2 separate regions of the Homo sapiens genome follow, and region 1 is linked to region 2. The links are chromatin loops, found by intact Hi-C in ENCODE. Cell type or tissue: GM12878. All regions are shown on one strand.

Region 1 (2,500 bases), 59 kb before region 2:
CTTTTTTTTTTTTTTTTTTTTTTTTTTTGAGACGGAGTCTCGCTGTGTCGCCCAGGCTGGAGTGCAGTGGTGCGATCTCAGCTCACTGCAAGCTCTGCCTCCCGGGTTCATGCCATTCTCCTGCCTCAGCCTCCCAAGTAGCTGGGGCTACAGGCCCCCGCCACCATGCCTGGCTAATTTTTTGTATTTTTAGTAGAGATGGGATTTCACCGTGTTAGCCAGCCAGTACAGTCTCGATCTCCTGACTCATGATCCACCCGCCTCGGCCTCCCAAAGTGTTGGGATTACAGGTGTGAGCCACTGCGCCCAGCCTAGAGCAGTAACTATTAAGAAACCTTTAAGCCAGGTGCAGTGGCTCACGCTTGTAATCCCAGCACTTAGGGAGGCCAAAGTGGGTGGATCACTTGAGGTCAGCAGTTCGAGACCAGCCGGGCCAATGTGGTGAAACCCATCTCTACTAAAAATACAAAAATTGGTTGGGTGTTATGGCCCATTCCTGTAGCCCCAGCTACTTGGGAGGCTGAGGCAGAGGAATCTCTTGAACCTGGGAGGTGGAGGTTGCAGTGAGCCGAGATCGCGCCATTGCACTCCAGCCTGGGCAACAGAGTGAGACTCCATCTCAAAAACAAACAAACAAACAAAAACAAAAACCTTTTTTTAACCTGCTATAATGAACAGATCATGATAGAAAAAAAAGCGTTGAAATTGGCACGTCAATGCTGTTGACAATTGAACAACTATAAAGTGCTCTAAAAAAGTTTGTTTAAACAATCTCTTGCAATTTATTTATATATTCCCGAAAGTTGCAGAAAACATTATTTGCCCATTTTTCACAGTCTTGTTTGATATGTGTCCCTAGCATTTAGTGAAACAGCTAGTACAGGTATATGCTCCATAAATATTGACTACATTCACGAATGAATGGAAATTTTTGGAAAGGCAAATCCCAATTCTGGAATAGCTCAGATGGTTCATAGAGTCAGAATCTGTGAGTTTTCCCCGATTTATAGGCAGCTCTGCAGAGGGGTGGGGCAGATCTGGAATAAACAGAAAAGCAGCAGATGAAAAGGCCATTCTTGTTGCAATGACGCATTGGCACCATGCGATTATTTGTTTTCTCTAATACAATGTGAAAAGTGCTAATGGGATTAGCCTTTTGTGATGAATGCTAATATGATATGAAAACAAATGCTAATATGCAATGTGAAATTGCTAACAAAGGAGAAAATTGCTAATAAAATTCAATGGACCTCAATGACAAATGCTTCATACATCTCCCTCATCTGGCCAGGGCTGTCTCATAGCACAGAAATGAAAGTGAACTGGGGAGAAATGCTAGCCTACGCGTTGCTTGGTGAGATGTGGATTTCAGTCACTTCCTCTGAAATGACCTCTGTGTGGGTGGGGACAGGAGAGAAGGTACACGTTGGACACACACAAACATACACACACACACACACGAGCTCCAAGGGCTGAAGGCTCCAGCTAGAAGGTATCCGTACGGAAGCTACAACATGCCCCATTTCTGTTTTTGTATTAGGCCTTTGAACTTTTCCAGAATGCTCTCCTATCTTTTGCACTGATTGGCCTTACTGTAACCTGTGCAATTGGTTGGGCAGACACTTAGATTCTCAATCCCCCAAATGGAAAAGCAGCCACAGAGAGAATGGACTTGCTTATGGCCACTAAAATAGCAGTGCCAGAACTAGATTCCACGTCTTGGGTCCTTCCCTTCCCTGCCCAACTTGCCATTTCATCCTCTCCCTCCGTCTCCTCCCCTCCATTTTCCTTACTCATCTCCTTCCTCTCCATCACTCCCTTTCTTCTCTTTCTCTTCCCTTCCCCCTTTACCTTCTCCACCCCCCATCATCCACCTCTTTCCTCTCCCTCTTCTCTTTTTTCTACTTCTCCTCTGTCTCTTTGCCATATCCTTCTCCATCTTCTCTTTCTCCAAAACTGTTGGTTCTTGTCATTATTGTCCAAGGGTCATTGGTATACCAGCAAAAGCTAGTGATTGTGAAAAAGGACTTTGGTTGGGGAGCAGCCCACTTTGGAGTGAAAGTTAGAGTAAGAACCTGGCTCAGCTACTCACAAATTCTCTGAAGATGCATAACTTCTCTGAGCCTTGGTTTTCCCATCCGCAAAATGGGTTTTTTCAAAGGGTGGGTGTGAATGGTTAATATGACAATGTGAACTAAAATTGTGACTATTCAGAAGTGGTCATGTGTGCGGGAGAATACTGGGAGGGAATATTGAAAAGCTAGAAATAGGTTATTAGGGTGATTTTTTTTTCTTCAACAATGTCCTTTATTAATGTTTCGTGATATTTTTATGATTTTCAACACTTTCAGGCACAATGTCTTCTTTTCCTTTTGATATTTATTAAATGGTTTATTTTAAATTATTGTGGCTGGGCGCGGTGGCTCACACCTGTAAATCCCAGCACTTTAGGAGGCTGAGGCGGGTGGATCATGAGGTCAGGAGTTCAAGACTAGTCTGG
Region 2 (2,500 bases):
CAGCTGCCCAATGATTTCCTGATTCACCACGGCTTCAAACTTGCGGGCAAAGAAGGTAGGCCGGGCTGTCTGCTGTACTCATGGGATTAAAAATAGAAAAGCCACATCAGCGAGTGCTGGGGGTTGGGGGGAACCTAAGGGCATATCCTGTGGTTAGAAGCAAAGCTCTGCTGGACCCGAATTAGCTCCGATACTTTTTGCACCTCTGTGTTCTCAGTTTCAACATCTGTAAAATGGGTTATAATAAGGGTGTGAGTTAATCTGTGCAGAACATCTAAAGCAATGATAGGCACTTAGTAAGCATCATTTCTTAGTAAGCATCATTTAGATGTCTGTTAAATAAACTAAATAATTTTAGATGGTAATAGCTGGGATGGATCTCAGACATCATTTAGGTACAGGTCACAGGCTAGTAATCTAGGGCAAATAAATACAGCCTGCAGATGTATTTTAGCTAGCCATATTTAAAACATGAAAGAGTTCACGGAAATTCTTTTGGCTTCTCTTTAAACAGCAATAGATCTGGCAACCCCAGGCCCACACTCCACATGGTAACAACTGGTTAAAGCTGAAGGGTGGTGGCTGTTCCTTTAGACAGCACCTAGGTTCTTCTGCTCACTGCAGTCTCCACCATGCCCTATTGCCTCTTTGGTATTTCAGCCAACTTGCAGACTCACAAGGGATCGGAATCTCTGGGACTTTGAAAAATTCAGATTCCAGGCCAGGCACACACCTGTAGTCCCAGCTGCTCAGGAGGCTGAGACAGGAGAATCACTTGAACCTAGGAGGTGGAGGTTGCAGTGAGCCGAGACTGCCGCTGCACTCCAGCCTGGGTGACAGAACAAGACTCTGTCTCAGAGAAAAAGGACCTACTGAGTCAATAGCTCTGGAGTGTAGCTCAAAAAAAAAAAAAAAAAATTCCCAGGTGATTATGATTCAGTGTTTCAGGACCACTGATAGCAACCAAACTCTCAAGGCAACAGGCCCAGAGATGGTAAGGGACTTAGCTGAGAACACACAGCAAGTCACTATCAGAGATGGGACGAAGAGTCAGGGTCCAGGGTTAAAGAAATACTAAGCACCTGTAAGCTACCAGGTGTTATACTTTATATTCAGTAAAAGGCCAGACAGTAAATATTTAAAATAGCTTTGAAACCTTCAGCTTCGCTTTTATAGCATAAAAGCAGCCACAGACAGACAAGAGACTAAATAAATAGGTATGGCTGTGTTCCAACTAAACTTCATTTATAGAAGCAGGCAGTGGGCTGACTTTGGCCCCCAGGGCTAGAGTTTGCTGACCCCTTGTGTAGGGCTGCGGAGACAAATAAAACACAGGTCTCTCCCTTGAGGAGCTTATTATTGTCTAGTGTTATTATTGACCTAAAGTTGGGTCCAGCACTGTTTTCATGGTGGTAGATTAATAGCAGCAACAACTACTGACCACACACAATACGCAGGGCAATGGACTTATGTCATTACCTCTAATTTTCCCTGTAACTTGGCAAGGCAGGTATTATGATTCCCATTTTACAGATGAGAAAACTGAGCTCAGAGAGGCAAAGCGATATGTACAGACTCACACCATTGTAAGATTTGAAGCCCAAATGCATGACTCCAAAATCCAAGCCCTTTCTACTGTATCACTCCAGGACTGAGGCAACTGAGTAAACTGGGAAGCCCCCTGATCGTAAGTACCCTTGGTGTTATTCTAAACATCTCATTGCCAGTCTGCTTCAGGAAACCTCTCTGTGGTGGGGAGCACAGCTTAGCACTGTAGAGAGTTAGACCACCTGAATTCAAATCCTCATTTGGCTACCGTCTAGCTGTGCAGGTCAAGTTACTCAAACTCTCTGGGCCTCAGCATCCTTAAAATGGGTTACTAGCATAGTGTCTAGCACATAGTGTAGGCTGCTCTTTGATTATTATCACCAGCCCCTTGTTACCAGGAACCCATCTAGGGGCAGAACAAACTCCTTTCTCTGCCTGCGATTCCGACCATAGCTGGATCTTCTAACAAACAGGGCACGTTACCATATTATTCTTTCTCTCCAAGTTCTTCGCGCAAGAACTCTGAGTTCCTTACAGGCAGCAGTGTCTTGACTCTAGATCTTGGGGGATATTCTTAATCTCTGCTTGCTGTGAACACATGAGGCACTCCTTGTCAGAGGCTACAATGTCCCCAGGATGCCGGGCTAGGATACAAATGCTTGTGCCTGGGGGAGTGCAGGGCTCTGGGAATCAGCACGTGGAGGTTTTGTGCTCTAAGTGATGAAGATTCTCTGCGATTAGGGCAGTGAGGGACGGGTCCTCTCCAAACATGGGAATTCATTGAATAGGTCAAACAAACATTCCCCTGCAACCCTCTTTCGGCTCAGCATATCCTTTCTGCAGGGAAGATGTGAGTTTAGGCAGCCCCCTGTCTGCCAGCTTAAGGTGGCTGGAGCTGCTGTGTGGGAACCTTAAGGGGAATACGAACGACAGAAAACCTGCAGTGTACTCT

What was found. Peaks named below come from ENCODE experiments on the same cell type or tissue, not always from the same donor. Only the 100,000 strongest peaks of a DNase experiment are listed, where the experiment ranks them.
Region 1: it touches region 2 in a loop (4-fold over the local background); 4 of 110 quality-filtered maps call a loop at or near these places.

What each region holds. Positions count from the first base shown.
Region 1 is chr16:17,075,165-17,077,664 of GRCh38, forward strand. No RefSeq gene overlaps it. Among named protein-coding and RNA genes, the nearest start is that of XYLT1, 390 kb to the right of the region's middle. In GM12878, a CTCF peak has its summit at 1,287; a DNase peak (open chromatin) is centred at 1,339.
Region 2 is chr16:17,134,664-17,137,163 of GRCh38, forward strand. It overlaps XYLT1 (xylosyltransferase 1), which reads right to left. Exons shown (of 12, transcript NM_022166.4): 9 at 1-72. All of the region lies in intron 1 of LOC102723692 (a long non-coding RNA gene), which reads left to right. Among named protein-coding and RNA genes, the nearest start is that of XYLT1, 340 kb to the right of the region's middle. RefSeq lists an enhancer at 91-150. In GM12878, a CTCF peak has its summit at 1,299 (motif pointing left); a DNase peak (open chromatin) is centred at 158; H3K27ac peaks cover 460 bases.